Linked DNA regions of Homo sapiens: region 2 is linked to region 1. A link is an interaction called in ENCODE POLR2A ChIA-PET data of the cell type or tissue named here. Cell type or tissue: OCI-LY7. All regions are shown on one strand.

Evidence for each region. ChIA-PET counts read pairs that join two places held together with the same protein. Peaks named below come from ENCODE experiments on the same cell type or tissue, not always from the same donor. Only the 100,000 strongest peaks of a DNase experiment are listed, where the experiment ranks them.
Region 2: POLR2A ChIA-PET joins it to region 1 with 9 read pairs; 3 of 35 experiments call an interaction of 5 or more read pairs at or near these places.

The regions. Positions count from the first base shown.
Region 1 is chr17:66,133,832-66,141,831 of GRCh38, forward strand. All of the region lies in intron 4 of CEP112 (centrosomal protein 112), which reads right to left. Among named protein-coding and RNA genes, the nearest start is that of CEP112, 54 kb to the right of the region's middle. In OCI-LY7, no CTCF peak of the experiment used is centred here; a DNase peak (open chromatin) is centred at 4,500; H3K4me3 peaks cover 1,901 bases; H3K27ac peaks cover 2,815 bases.
Region 2 is chr17:66,079,221-66,087,220 of GRCh38, forward strand. All of the region lies in intron 8 of CEP112 (centrosomal protein 112), which reads right to left. Among named protein-coding and RNA genes, the nearest start is that of CEP112, 110 kb to the right of the region's middle. In OCI-LY7, no CTCF peak of the experiment used is centred here; no DNase peak of the experiment used is centred here.

The sequences.
Region 1 (8,000 bases):
AAAACAAATGTATTTTGTAATTAAAACTCACAGAATAACATTCCTTAGACTAGTTAATAAGTAATGTAAAATGGCTGAAAAAGCTGTTTTAAAGAGAGCTGTTTTTTTTAATACCCCTATTCAGTAGTACAAACATCCAAATAGTTAAAATCAAATGAGAAAAATGGGCAAAGTTAATATTTTGAGTATAATTGTACCAGTCAATGTGCATCAGCTGATACAAGCATTTAAAACTCTATGAGGAGAGGTAACCTGATATGTCATACTAAGCAGTGGCGTATTCTTAAGAATAGATTAAATAATCATAAAAAGATCTATACTTAAAAATTGAAAAATGCTTAAATATTAAAATTCTTCTCATAAAAAAATACTAATTTAAAAATGAGCCTGAAATGTTTATCTATTTATTGCACAGGGTTGCATACATAAAACGACACACCCTCTTGTTTCACTTGTAGCTGTCCTTCTGTACCAACCTCTTTACCCTCACGATAAATTTTCAAAAATGTTATTGGGTCCATGCTCTAACTTGTCATATATTTTTCAATCAACTACAGTATGACTTGCATTCATCCCAAAAGTCCTATAACTAAGGTCATCAACAGTCTCCTAGACACTCAAGAAAATGAGTCATAATCTGTCCTTAATTTAGTTGATCTCACTAAAACATTAGAGATAGTAGTTTAAAGATGCTGCATTCAATGGCTCCATAAAACCATTCTCTGGCCAGGTGCAGTAGCTCACAACTGTAATCCCAGCACTTTGGGAGGCCAAGGTCAGCCTATTGCTTAAACTCAGGAGTTTGAGACCAGCCTGGGCAACATGCGACAAAAAGCAGTCAGTCGGGCATGGTGGTACATGCCTGTGGTCCCAGCTACTTGGGAGGCTGAGGTAGGAGGATCACTTGAGACCAGCGGGAGGTTGAGGCTACAGTGAGCTGTGATTGTTCCACTGCACTCCAGCCTGGGTGACAGAGTGAGACCCTGTCTAAAAACAAACGAACAAACAAAAACCATTTTTCCATGGTTCTCATCCTATCATTCAGAGATCTCCTTCACAATAACCTTCACTAGCTTTCTTTGCCCATCCCATACATGCTGTGATCCCAGAGTTCTGTGTCTAATTTATTTTCATTTTACATGCTTTCTCTGGATGATCCAATGTATTAGTTTTTCAAATAATAAGTTTTGCTTACAAAATCTACATCTATAGTCCAAATTGCTCCCTTGGCCTCCAAACCCATTACAAAACAAAATGAATAGCCCTACTTCCAATTCAACATGTCCATTATTATTAACTAAACTTACTATGTTACCCCTAATACGTGCTCCAATGAAGCCCAAGTAATGGAGAGGCATTGCAGAAGCCAGCTTCTTGTGAAGGCATTTGAGCCAACTGAAGGAGAAGGTTGGTATCATTGTTAAAATCTGGCTGGCACAAGAAAAACAGGACATTAGGTACAGATGTTTCATTTTCTGCCATAAGACTGTCTCCAGCTGGAAACAACTTAAACTCTAAGTAAGTACAAAGGCTGAAATTCAGTGATGGCACTAGTGGTCTGAGTGAACAGTGAAACAGAAAGTGGGAGAAAAGTTCAACCTTAAAAGCCTTTTTATGAATAACAAGTGCCACACGCCACACAGAATAGCAAGTCCTGGTGCTTATAAGCACAACCTACAATTGGTACAGGGGACCTGATCACAGTGAGCTCATAATATGGTACTTGTGCCAAGCAGAAAAGCGGTATTGTGCCTCAATTAATTTCAGGATGCCAAAACCAACATGGAAAGAAAAAATTCAGTACATTTGTAACATTCCCTGACATGCCCTTTACTACTCTTAAGCCATAAAACTAGGAGAATATAAATTTTCCCTTTCACTTTTTCCTAATGAGAAAATATTTCAACAGGAATTCACAAACACTCTCAAAGTATCAATGCTGATTCTTAATACTAGAAAAATATAAACTTATCCCTGTACAGATAAAGAAATAAGGAATGATACTATATATAGATATAGATATAGATATAGATATATAGATATAAAGCCTAAAGGAAGACCAATCAAATGTCCTCCTGTAAAAGAAAATTACTTTAGGGGGTGACGTCAGATGTCAGCAAGACTCTCCTTCTCTCAATGGACACATAAATTCAACAACAATACATAGACCAAAATTTCCTTTGTGAGACATCCAGAGACCAGATGAGAGGCTCCTGTACTCCAGGCAAGCATGAAACCAACCACACTGAAGCCAGTAGGAAAATTTGTGGAATCCTCTTGCGCCATAAGCAAGGTTACTTAAGGGACTTGTTGCTGTCTTGCCTGAATCTTAGCTGTGACAGGAAAGGGTCCCAGGTTGGGAACTGCTGAGAACGAAGCCTCCAGTTTGGACTAGTATGCAGTAACTGACCATAGCCCCTCCCACCAGCTCAGAACTAGCAGGTGGAAACCCCCAGTCCCAACTTCTCCCTGGGGAACGAAAAAGCTGAAGCATCTGTCCAACATTCTGGCTTTTGGAAGGGGCTGCCTAAGGGACCGGATTCTGCAAGTACTCACAGGACTGGTATTCTCTAAATGCCTGGGGACCACTGAGAACAAAGGTGGTGGTTTGGACTAGTAAACACTCACGGCCAGAGCTCCTACCCCTGGCTCAGCACAATTAGAAAAACTCATGGTCCACAGCTTCTCCCTGGGGAGGGAAAGAGAAAACTAAAGCATATATCCAACATTCAGACTCTTGGGGGACTGCCCAAGGAACTTGTTTCTGTCTCATCTGTCTTGAAGCACTGGTGGGACGCAGCATAAACTAAGTGCCTAGGGGCAGCTGAAACTAAAAAAGCAAGTAATAACCAAAAAAGGATTGAGCCAGTGTGCTACTAGCTCCAGAAGGCCCATGGTACAAGACACAGAATAAGAAGGAACAAGAGATTATGATCTCCTAAAAACAGAAACCAGAAAATCCCACTATTTAGAAATTTACACACAGAAGTCCAGAGAAGACATATCCACAGAAAAAGTTTATGAGGACCCCAGAATCTCTACTCAGGCCGATTCTTGAAGGTCTGCCCCTGTACAAAGCCAATCCATAAAGACTGGGAGAAGCGGCTGTTTTTCAAATATGCAGACATTAACACAAAGGGTCAAGGAAAATGAAAAATGGCCCAAAGAAAGGAACAAAATAAATCTCCAGAAACCAACCCTAAAGAAATGAAGGTAAATGGATTAGCTGGTAAGAATTAAAAACAACCATAATCAAAATATTCAATAAGCTTAGGATAAATTATGCATAAACAAAATGAGTATTTTAACAAACAAAATATTTTTAAAAAGAAAAATTTGAGGGCTGAAGAATACAATAACTGAACTAAAAACTTAACTAAAGGGGCTCAACAGCAGCCTTGATCAAGTACAAGAAAGAATCAGTAAACTCAAAGACAGGACATTTGAAATTATACATTCCACAAGAGCAAAAATGTTTTTAAAAGACTGAAGAAAACATAAGAAACTTATGAGACACTATCAAGCAGGCCAATTTACATATTACTAAAGTTAGAGAAAGAGAAGAGAGAGAAAAGCAGTAAGCTTATTTAAAGAACTAATCTGAAGAGAAAAATGGACATCCAGATTTATGAAGCTCAAAGAATCCCAAGTAGGTTGAATGTAAAGAGATCTACACCAGGACACATTATAATCAAATTGCCAAAAGTCAAAGACAAAGAATTTTGAAATCAAAAAGAGAAAAGCAACTCACTACATACAAAGGAGACTCATAAAACTGTAAAAGGATTTTTCAACAGAAACTTTATAGGCCAGGAGAGAATGGGATGATATATGCAAAGTACTGAAAGAGAAAAACTGCCAGTCAAGGATATTATTATATACCATGCAAATCTGTCCTTTAAAAATGAAAGAGAGATACGGTCCCAGATAAACAAAAGTTGAAGGAGTTCATCACCACTACACTTGACTTAAAAGAAATTCTAAAGGGAGTTCTTCAAGTTGAAATGAAAGGACACTAGTTAGTAGCATGAAAACACATGAAAATATGAAACTCACTGATAAAATTATATATAAAATACAGATTACTCTATTGATATAATAGTGGTGCATAAATCATTTTCAACTTCAACATAAAAATGAAAAGATGAAAGTCTTAAAAATAACTATAACAGTTACTGAAACACCAGGAGTCCAGTCTAGGTCCCATTGCTCACCGCACAGAAAGTCAATCAATGAGATCAATGAGACAATGAGTATTGCTAGGGAAGAAGGCTTTATTTGGGCACTGCAGCCAAGCAGATGGGAGATCAGTATCAAATCCATCTCCTCGCCCAACTAAAATTAGTTTATATAGCAGGAAGAACTGTAACTACCTGTGGGAAAACAGGAATTAGGGACTGGTAAGGAAGAGGAGTTCGTCAACAGGAAGCAGGTGGTTGGTCAGGCAATCATGATAGGTGAGGGGTCTGGCATAACATTGTCTAGATGCAGTGATCTGGTAAGTTTCAGTTCCTTGATACTATCTGGGATACCTGATGGTTGGTTTCCAGAGACAGGAACTCAAATAAGACAAACGTTAAGTTTCTCCAGTGTTAAGACTGGGTGGGTTAATTTCTATGTTTATTCAAAAAAACCATAAACATCCATTTTATGGGACAACTTGGATGGTTTCATACCACAAAATAATTTGTTAATGAATACAGAATATTAAAAGGTGAAAATCGGGACATTAATAACAAAGTGTGTGAGTAAAAGTATTGAATTTTTTAATGCAATCGAAGTTATCAGCTTAAAATAGGTTGTTACAACTATAAGATGATTTATGTAAGCCTTATGGTAACACAAATTCTTTAAATATAGTAAGTACACAAAACATAAAAAAAAAGAATCAAAGCAAACCACAGTAACAATAAACACATCATCAAATCACAAAGAAATATAAGGAAGAAATGAACAAAGGAATTATATAACAGTCAGAAAGCAATTAACAAAATGACTTATTAAGTCCACAAATGTGTGAAAATTAAACAACAAATTCTCATCAATCAATGAGTCAAATAAGAAAGCAAAATAAAGGAAATTAGAAAACATCTTGAGACAAATGAAAACAAAAACACAACATACCAAAATGTGTAGGATTCAGTGAAAGCAGTGCTAAGAGGAAAATTTACAACTGTAAAAGCTTATATTAAAAAAGAAAAAAAACTCTAACAACCTAGATGCACACCTTAAGGAACTAAAAAAAGAACAAACTAAACTCAAAGCCAGCAGAAGGAAGTAAATATTAATAGTAAGGATTAGGGCAGGGATAAAACAGAAAATAGAAAAACAACAGAGAAAATGAAACTAAGAGTTGATTTATTGAAATGATCAACAAAATTGAAAAACCTTTGGCTACACAGAATAAGAAAAAAGGAGAGAAGACTAAACAACTAAAATCAGAAATGAAAGATAAGACATTACACTCAATTTAACAGAAATAAAAAGAATGACTGGGTGCAGTGGCTCATGCCTGTAATCCCAACACTTTGGGAGGCTGAGGCAGGAGGACTGCTGGAGCCCAGGAGTACATGACCAGCCTCAGCAACATAGTGAGCCTCATTTCTACAAAAAAATAAAAATAATAAAAATTAGCTGGATGTGGTGGCACACACCTGAGGTCCCAGCTACTTGGGAGGATGAGGTAGGATTGCTTCAGCCCAAGATGTCAAGGCGGCAGTGAGCAGTGATTGCACCACTGTGCTCCAGTCCGGGTGACAGAGTGAGAATCTATCTCAAGAGAAAAAAAAAAGTTATAAAAAGAACTGTAAGAAAGTACTATGAGCAACAGTATGCCAATGTATTGGATAACCCAGATGAGATGACCAAATTACTCGAAATGCAAAACTTACCAAGATTGAATCATGAAGAATAGAAAATATGAACAGACCAATAACTAGTAAGGAAACTGAATCAGTAATTAAAAATCTCCCAACCAAGAAAAGCCCAGAACCAGATGACTTCACTGGTGAATTCTACCAAACATTTGAGAAGTGATGCCAATCCTCCTCAAACCCATTCAAAACACTGAAGAGGGAATACTCCCAAATTCATTTTACAAAGCCAGCATTACCCTGATACCAAAACCAGACAAAGACACTACAATAAAGGAAAATTACAAGCCAATACCTGAATAACATAGATGCAAAAATCCTCAACAAAATACTAGCAAACTGAATTCCATGGCACATTAAAAGAATCATACACCATAATCAAGTGGGATTTATCCCTAAGATGCCAGGATGGTACAATATATGCTAAATAATAAATGCGATACCCCACATTAACAGAATGAAGAATAGAGATTATATGATCATTTGGATCGATGCAGAAAGAGCATGACGAAATTCAATATTTTTTTATGATAAAAACTCAATAAATTCAGTACAGAAGGAATGTACATCAGAATAATAAAATGCATATATGACAAAGCCCATACCTAGCATAATACTCGAACAGTGAAAAGCTAAAAAAAGCTTTTCCTCTAAGATCAAGAACAAGGCAAGAAGGCTCACTGTCACCACCTATTAAATAGTACAGCAGTCCTAGCCAGAGTAGTCAGGCAAGAGAAAGGCATCCAAATCAGAAAGTAAAAAGGAAAATGGTTTCTATTTGCAGATGACATAATTGTATATGCAGAAAACCCTAAAGACTGCATTAAATAACTATTTAAACTAATAAATGAATTCAGTAAAATTTCAGGATACAAAACCAACATACAAAAATCAGTAGCACTTCTTTACACTAACAATGAATTATCCAAAAAGAAATCAAGAGAGCAGTCCCATTTACTGTTATTTTTGCTCTTGTTGCCAAGGCTGGGGTGCAATGGTGCAATCTTGGCTCACTGCAACCTCCACCTCCTGGGTTCAAGCAATTCTCCTGCCTCCCCGAGTGGCTGGGATTACAGGCACACACCACCACGCCTGGCTAATTTTTTTTTTATTTTTATTTTTAGTAGAGTTGGGGTTTTGCCATGTTGGTCAGGCTGGTCTCAAACTCCTGATCTCAAGTGATCTGCCCGCCTCAGCCTCCCAAAGTGCTGGGATTACAGGTGTGAGCCACCGTGCCCAGCCTTAAGTTCATTCTTTCAGGCTCTTTTCAGTATAATCTTGATGAGCATTGTGAGTACTACTTCTTTATTGCTTCTCCAGTTTCTGTTTGTTTCCTCTTGGAATTCATATTATCTCTGTATTGGGGATTTTGAATCTATATTCTTCATCTCTTACACTTCCATTTGTTATAGCCATCTTTTTATTTTTTCCTTTGTTTTCTCAGAAAATTTTTTGAGCTGGTTTTCTAATTCACTGATTTGATTTTCTGTAATATTTAATCTGCTGTTTTCTGTAATATTTAATCTGCTGTTTTCTGTTTCCATTGTGATTTTCAGATTTAGTAATCATGTTTTTCAATTGTAAGCACATTTTTATGATCAGACTGTTCATCCCCTTTTCACATATGAAATGTCTACTTGAATCATATTGAAAAAAATTAAATAAACATTTTAGAAATTTCTCTTTTTAAAATAGTTTTTTTCTTTTATTGTGGTAAAAATACACAACATGAGATCTACTTAAGATTTTAAGTGTACAGCACAGTATTGCAGCTATAATCACAGTGTTGTGCAGCAGACTTCTAGAACGTTTTCATCTTCTGTAGCTGAAATTTTATATGCATTGAACAGCAACTCCCCATTTTCCCCGTCTGTAAGCCCCTGGCAGCTACCATTCTACTCTCCTCTTCTATGGGTTTGACTACTATATAGTATTTATCCTATTGTGATTGGCTATTTAACTCAGCAAAAGTCCTCCAGCTTCATCTATCTTGTCACATATGATAGCATTTCCTTTTATTAATGTTGAAAAATATTCTATTTTATGTATATACCATATTTTGTTAATCCATTCATTTGTAGATGAACATATAGGTTGTTTCCACATCCTGACTATTGTGAATAATGC
Region 2 (8,000 bases), 55 kb before region 1:
CCTGAGGTCAGTAGTTCGAGACCAGCCTGATCAACATGGTAAAACCCCGTTTCTACTCTTGCATATGTATATCAGGATACACACACAAGGTTATTCATAGAATTATTATTTGTAAAGGCAAAAAATTAGAATAAAGTTTATCAAAAAAGGCAAGAAATATGACATTCATTAAATAGAAAACAGTGCAAACAAACCTATTACAACTATATGGCACAACAATGCCTCTAACATACTATTGAGCAAAAGAAGCAAGACATAAAAGAATATGAAAAGTTTAGTTCTCTTTGAACACAAACAAATGAAAAAACATTCCATGCTCATGGATAGGAAGAATGAATATTGTGAAAATAGCCATACTGCCCAAAGTAATTTATAGATTCAATGCTATCCCCATCAAGCTACCATTGACTTTTTTTTCACAGAATTAGAAAAAACTACTTTAAATTTCATATGCAACCAAAGAAGAGCCCATACAGCCAAGACAATCCTAAGCAAAAAGAACAAGGCTGGAGGCATCATGGCTACCTGACTTCAAACTATGCTACAAGGCTACATAACCAGAACGGCATGTTCCTGGTACCAAAACAGGTATATAGATCAACGGAACAGAACAGAGGCCTCAGAAATAACGCCACACATCTACAACCATCTGATCTTTGACAAACCCGAAAAAAACAAACAATGGGGAAAGGATTCCCTATTTAATAAATGGTGTTGGGAAAACTGGCTAGCCATAGGTAGAAAAATGAAACTGGACTCCTTCCTAACACCTCATATAAAAATTAACTCAAGATGGATTAAAGACTTAAACATAAGATCTAAAACCATAAAAACCCTAGAAGAAAACCTAGGCAATACCATTCAGGATATAGACATGGGCAAAGACCTCATGACTAAAACACCAAAAACAATGGAAACAAAAGCCAAAATTGACAAATGGGATCTAATTAAACTAAAGAGCTTCTGCCCAGCAAAAGAAACTATCATCGGAGTGAACAGGCAACCTACAGAAGGGCAGAAAATTTTTGCAATCTATCCATCTGACAAAGGGCTAATATCCAGAATCTACAAGGAACAACTTTACAAATTTACAAGAAAAAAAACAAACAACCCCATCAAAAAGTGGGTGAAGGATAGAAACAGACACTTCTCAAAAGAAGACGTTTATACGGCCAACAAACATACGAAGAAAAGCTCATCATCACTGGTCATTAGAGAAATGCAAATTAAAACTACAAGGAGATACCACCTCACACCAGTTAGAATGGCCATCATTAAAAAGTCAGGAAACAACAGATGCTGGGAGGATGTGGAGAAATAGGGACACTTTTACGCTGTTGGTGGGAGTGTAAATTAGTTCAACCATTATGGAAGACAGTGTGGAGATTCCTCAAGGATCTAGAACCAGAAATACCATTTGACCCAGCATTCCCATTACTGGGTATATACCCAAAGGATTATAAATCATTCTACTATAAAGACACACGAACATGTATGTTTATTGCAGCACTGTTCACAATAGCAAAGACTTAGAACCAACCCAAATGCCCATCAATGATAGACTGAATAAAGAAAATGTGGCACATATACACCATGGAATACTATGCAGCCATAAAAAAGGATAAGTTCGTGTCCTTTGCAGGGACATGGATGAAGCTAGAAACCATCATTCTCAGCAAACTAACACAAGAACAGAAAACCAAATACTGCATGTTCTTACTCATAAGTGGGAGTTGAACAATGAGAACACATGGACACAGCGAGAGGAACATCACACACTGGGGACTGTCAGGGGGTAGGGGGCTAGGGGAGGGATAGCATTAGGAGAAATACCTCATGTAGATGACAGGTTGATGGGTGCAGCAAATCACCATGGCAAGTGTATACCTATGTAACAAACCTGTACGTTCTGCACATGTATCCCAGAACTTAAAGTATAATAAAAGAAAAAGTAAAATAAAATAAAAAATAAAAATAAATAAAAAGTTTAGTTCTCTTCATATAAAGTTCAAAATCTGGTAAAATAAAAATATTTCAATTTTCAAAGATGCAGGTATTAATGCTAAAATCAATATTAAAACAAATAGGTGAAAATTATCATCAGAAAAATCAGAATAGTGGTTACTTCTAGGAAAGATGGAAGAGAATATGATTACAAATGGTCAGACAGCAGGCTTCTTAGGATATTGGCAATTATCTAATTCTTGCCTGGGTGGCATTTACAATGGCATTTCTTTGTACAATTATTTATCAAATTATGTGACATTATGCATATCTGAATGCTATGTTTCATATGAAATCTATAACAGTTCTGTCATTTATTATGTCAATAACTGTGGCTTTCTTTATCCTAGAGTTATTTAAATTATATATTTGACTAGCAGACTCACAGACAAAAAAAAAAAAAGGCCTAATTCCAAGCGCAGTGGCTCACGCCTGTAATCCCAGCACTCCGGGAGGCCGAGGCAGGTGGATCACAAGGTCAGGAGTTCAAGACCAGCCTGGCCAACATGGTGAAACCCTGTCTCTACTAAAAATACAAAAATTAGCCGGACATGGTGGCACGCATCTGTAGTCCCAGCTACTCGGGAGGCTGAGGCAGGAGAATCGCTTGAACCCAGGAGACAGAGATTATGGTGAGCCGAGATTGCGCCACTGCATTCCAGCCTTGGCAACAGAGCAAGACTCCATCTCAGGGGGAAAAAAAGGCCTACTTGGCATTACACATAATAAAGAAGCAACATCTCTTTTTAGGCAATAGATGGAAACATTCAATATGGGTGAAAAGAAAGGTCAAAGGAAATTTTCTATTTTATTTCACAAAAAGAGTAATTTTTTACTCCGGTTTCTCTTCAGATTGTATAAATCTTTCGCCTTTTACCAAAGGAGCAATTTCTACCATCTGTTCTCTGAAAAATTGACCTCTTCTTGTTGTGTTGTCTGTTCTTTCATTTTCAGTGAGAAAACTTTTCCAAATGTCATAATGTCAAAAAGCCTTTCTTCAGATTACTAAAAAAAGAAAGAAAGAAAGAAAGACCCGTTGCTTGATGATGCTCACTGTCACACAATTCTGTGATGTGGATATCAGAGAAAATGTGTTAGCAATTACAAAGGCAAGCAAGTCCAAGTATGTTTGTGAATGATAGGCTAAAGTTAAAATAAAGGATCACTGTCACTGAACATGTTTTCCCATAACATATGAGAAATATGCCCAAAATAAATTGAAAATTGTTAAGAACATCTTAAAATATTTAATATGTGGGTCAGGTGCGGTGCCTCATGCCTATAATCCTAGCACTTTGGGAGGCAGAAGCAGTGGATCACTTTAGGTCAGGAGTTCGAGACCAGCCTGGCCAACATGGCAAAACCCTGTCTCTACTAAAAACATAAAAATTAGCCAGATGTCATGGCGTGTGCCTGTAATCCCAGCTACTTGGGAGGCTGAGGAACAAGAATTGCTTGAACCCAGGAGACAGAGGTTGCAGTAAGCCAAGACTGCACCATCGTACTCCAGCCTGGGCGACAGAGCGAGACTCTGTCTCAAAAAAAAAAAAAAATTTTTATATGTGTATCTGTAGCCACCAAAACAAACCACTATAATTCTTTAACTCCAATAAAACTAGATATTAATATTAATATTAATATTAATTAGTAAATTAGGTTAAATAACCATTAATTCTATTAGTAATTTTACATATTTTACTCATGTTAACATCTAAGTATCTTCTGAACAATATGAATTTAAAATGGAAGTTGTATTTTATTAAATAGCTCCATTTCTAAAGGCTAAATATTTTAAGACTCACTAAAACTTCAACAAAATTAAATACTTTAATAAATCCTTCATGACTGATATGGTTTGGCTGTGTCCTCACCCAAATATCATCTTGAACTGTAGCTACCATCATTCCAATGTGTTGTGAGAGGGACCCAGTGAGAGGTAATTGAATCATGGGGAAGGATTTTCCTCGTGCTGTTCTCATGATAGTGAATAAGTCTCATGAGATCTGATGGTTTTATAAAGGGCAGTTTCCCTGCACATGCTCTCTTGCCTGCCACCATGTAAGATGTGCTTTTGCTCCTCTTTTGCCTTCTGCCATGATTGTGAGGCCTCCCAGCCATACAGAACTGTGAGTCCATTAAACCTCTTTTTCGTTATAAATTACCCAGTCTTGGGTATGTCTTTATTAGCAGCATGAGAACGGACTAATACAATGACACAGATAAACTCTATAATCTGTAAAAAATTGGTATCAATTAATTATCTCCAGACTTACTGGATCCTTTAATATAAGTATTTCAAACTCCTAAATTTTTATTTTATACCATTAAGAACTGACTAATGAGGTCAGGCGCGGTGGCTCACGCCTGTAATTCTAGCACTTTGGGAGGCCAAGGTGGGCAGACTGCCTGAGCTCAGGAGTTCGAAACCAGCCCGGGCAACACGGTGAAACCCCGTCTCTACTGTAAATACAAAAAAATTAGCCAGGCGTGGTGGTGAGTGCCTGTAGTTCCAGCTACTCGGGAGGCTGAGGCAGGAGAATTGCTCGAACCTGGGAGGCAGAGGTTGCAGTGAGCCAAGATTGTGCCACTGCACTCCACACTCCAGCCTGGGTGACTGAGCGAGACTCCATGTCCAAAGACAAAACAACAAAAAAAGAACTAACATAGATTACTATCAGTATTTACAGCAAAACCTCTGAAAGAGATCTAATATTTAAATAGAAAAATAAAATTTTTAAATAGACAAAAAAGAGGTAATTTTTTGTTATGTTGGAAGGTGAAAGGCTTTTGTAAGCATAATACAAAAACCAGAAGCCTAGAGAAAAGGCTGACAGATGCAACTATTTAAAAGGAAACTTCTCATGCATATCAAAACTACCAGGAGATATCATTTCAGTCCAGTTAAAATGCCTTTTATCCAAAAGATAGGTAATAACAAATGCTGGCAATGATGTGGAAAAAAGAGAACCCTTGTACACTGGGTTGGTGGGAATGTAAATTAATACAACCACAATGGAAAACAGTTTGGAGGTTCCTCAAAAGAAAATAAAAATAGAACTACCAATCCACCAATCCCACTCCAAGGTATATACTCCAAAAAAAGAAAATCAGCATATTGAAGAGATATTTGCACTCCCATGTTTATTGCAGCACTAATAACAATAGTGAAGATTTAGAAGCAAGCTAAGTATCCATCAGCGGATGAATGGATAAGGAAAATGTGGTACACATACACAATGGAGTACTACCCAGCTATTAAAAAGAATGAGATCCTGTCATTTCCAACAACATGGATGGAACTGGAGGTTACTATGTTCAGTGAAATAAGCCAAGCACAGAAAGACAAACTTCATATGTTCTCACTTATTTGTGGGAGCTAAAAATTAAAAACAATTGAACTCATGGAGATAGAGAGTAGAATGATGGTTATTAGGGGCTGGAAAGGGTAGTGGGAAGGCAGGGGGGGAGTTGGGATGGTTAATGGGTATAAAAAGTAGAAAGAACGAAGAAACCTATAATTTGCTGGAACAATAAGGTGACTACAGTCAAAAAAAAAATTTAATTGTACATTTTAAAACAACTAAATGAGTATAGATTGTTTGTAACACAAAGGATAAATGCTTAAGATGATGGATACCCCATTTACCCTGATGTGATTATTATGCATTGCAGGCCTGTATCAAACTATATCATGTAACCCACAAATATATACACCTACTATGTACGCACAAAAATTCAAAATTAATTTTAAAAAGTTAAAAATAGAAGAAACCTTCTCTACACTAAAAAGTAGCACAAATCAAAAGATATTCACAGAGAAAAATATTTGTAAGACATACAAAAAAGAAGTGATACTTTAACATGCAAATTGCTCGAGTGTTAATAACAAAATGGAAAAAGAGGCATTCTCTATACCATTAATGTTAACTTAAATAGACATAACCCTTCTTAAGTTTTACTGAAATATAATTTATATATCATAAAATTCACACATTTACACAATACAAATCAAAGGTTTTTAATATAACAGAGAGTTATACAACCGTTAGCACAATCTAATTTTAGAACATTTTAATCATCCTAAAAAGAAACTCTATATCCACTAGCCAATACTCCATACACTCCCATGCCTGCAGCCCTATGCAGACATAACCTTATTTTAAGGACAACTTGTCAACGTCAATCTAAAATGCAAATGTGCCATCCTGTGACTGAGCCATTCCATTTCACATCATTTATTCTGCAAGAAAAGACACATAATACACAAAGATATGCATAGGGGTATTCTTGAAATACCATTTGTTATAGAAAAATACTCTAAACAGCCTACATGCATCAATAGCAAATTATATTCATAAAACATGATGTATCAGTAAAGTAAAATTTATGTAATTATGAATAAGAATGGGGTGATATTTCTGATATGGAAAAAATCATCAGAATATATATGTCAGTCAAAAAGCAATGAAATGGGCTGAGCACGGTGGCTCACGCCTGTAATCCCAGCACTTTGGGAGGCCGAGGCAGGCGGATCACGAGGTCAGGAGTTTGAGACCAGCCTGACCAACCTGGTGAAACCCCGTCTCTACTAAAGATACAAAAAATAGCCGGGCATGGTGGCGCACACCTGTAATCCCAGCTACTCAGGAGGCTGAGGTAGGAGAATTGCTTAAATCCGGGAGGTGGAGGTTGCGGTGAGCTGAAACTACGCCACTCTACTCCAGCCTGGGTGACGACAGAGCGAGACTCCGTCTCAAAAAAAAAAAAAAAAAAGCAATGAAATGGTCTATATACAGTATATGATCTAATTTTACTTAAAAAGAAATAATCCTAGAGAATTTTAAAGAGAATACCCATTAAATTTTCAGCAATAATTATCTCTGAAGAATGAGTTGAGAAAGGGATGATTAAATACTTGAGAGCTAATATTTAATTTTAAATAAAGTTGACTCACTTAAAAGAATGCTATTTATTGTTTTAAAAATATTACCCAGCAACAATAAAGGCATTTTTAGATGAGAACATGCACAAGAGTTGTTTTATAGGGACATGTAAGGCTCTAACAAACTTCGAAACAGAACAGCATTTATCCTCATGCCAACAATTAAATGTTGAATAAAAGGGATTTAAGCAAGTAGACATAAGATTTTCTTTTCTTTTTTTTTTTTTTTTTTTTTTTTTTTTTTTTTTTTTTTTTGAGAAGGAGTCTTGTGCTGTCACCCAGGCTGGAGTGCAGTGGCGTGATCTCGGCTCACTGCAAGGTCTGCCTCCCGGGGTCATGCCACTCTCCTGCCTCAGCCTCCTGAGTAGCTGGAACTACAGGCACCCGCCACCATGCCCGAGTAATTTTTTGTATTTTTTTTAGCAGAGACGGGGTTTCACCATTTTAGCCAGGATGGTCTCAATTTCCTGACCTCGTGATCTGCCCACCTAAAGTGCTGGGATTACAGGCGTGAGCCACCGTGCCTGGCCATACCAATTTTCTTAAGGAAAACATATGTTTATAGAACACATAGAGAAAAGAAAAAAAAACGTAAATATATTACCAGTATTTTTTATTTCTAGGTGTTGATTCTATAGGTGATTTTATTTCCCTCCTTACATATGTCTCTATTTCCCAAAATGTCTTTAATAAAAATCTACATAATTTATTTTATAATCAGACATGCTACTTTAAAAGATAGATGAAACTAAGATAGTTTTTACACAGGGGCAAATCAGCAGATACTTTTAAATATTGTGCAATGGAGAAAAATATGATAAAAAAACTTCATCAAAATAAGTCAGAAATGACTGTAATTGCACAAAGGATTATTTTAGAAAAATGTACACTGAATATATTTTAATATATGGAATAAGTTTATGATTACATGCAAACTTCTCAATGATGCCTCAAATATTTTTATAGTATGCCCAAAAGAAAAACAGAAACATAAGGATTTAGGAAAAAATAAAGTCAAACACATTTAAAAATGAATTTCTGATGCAATGCATGA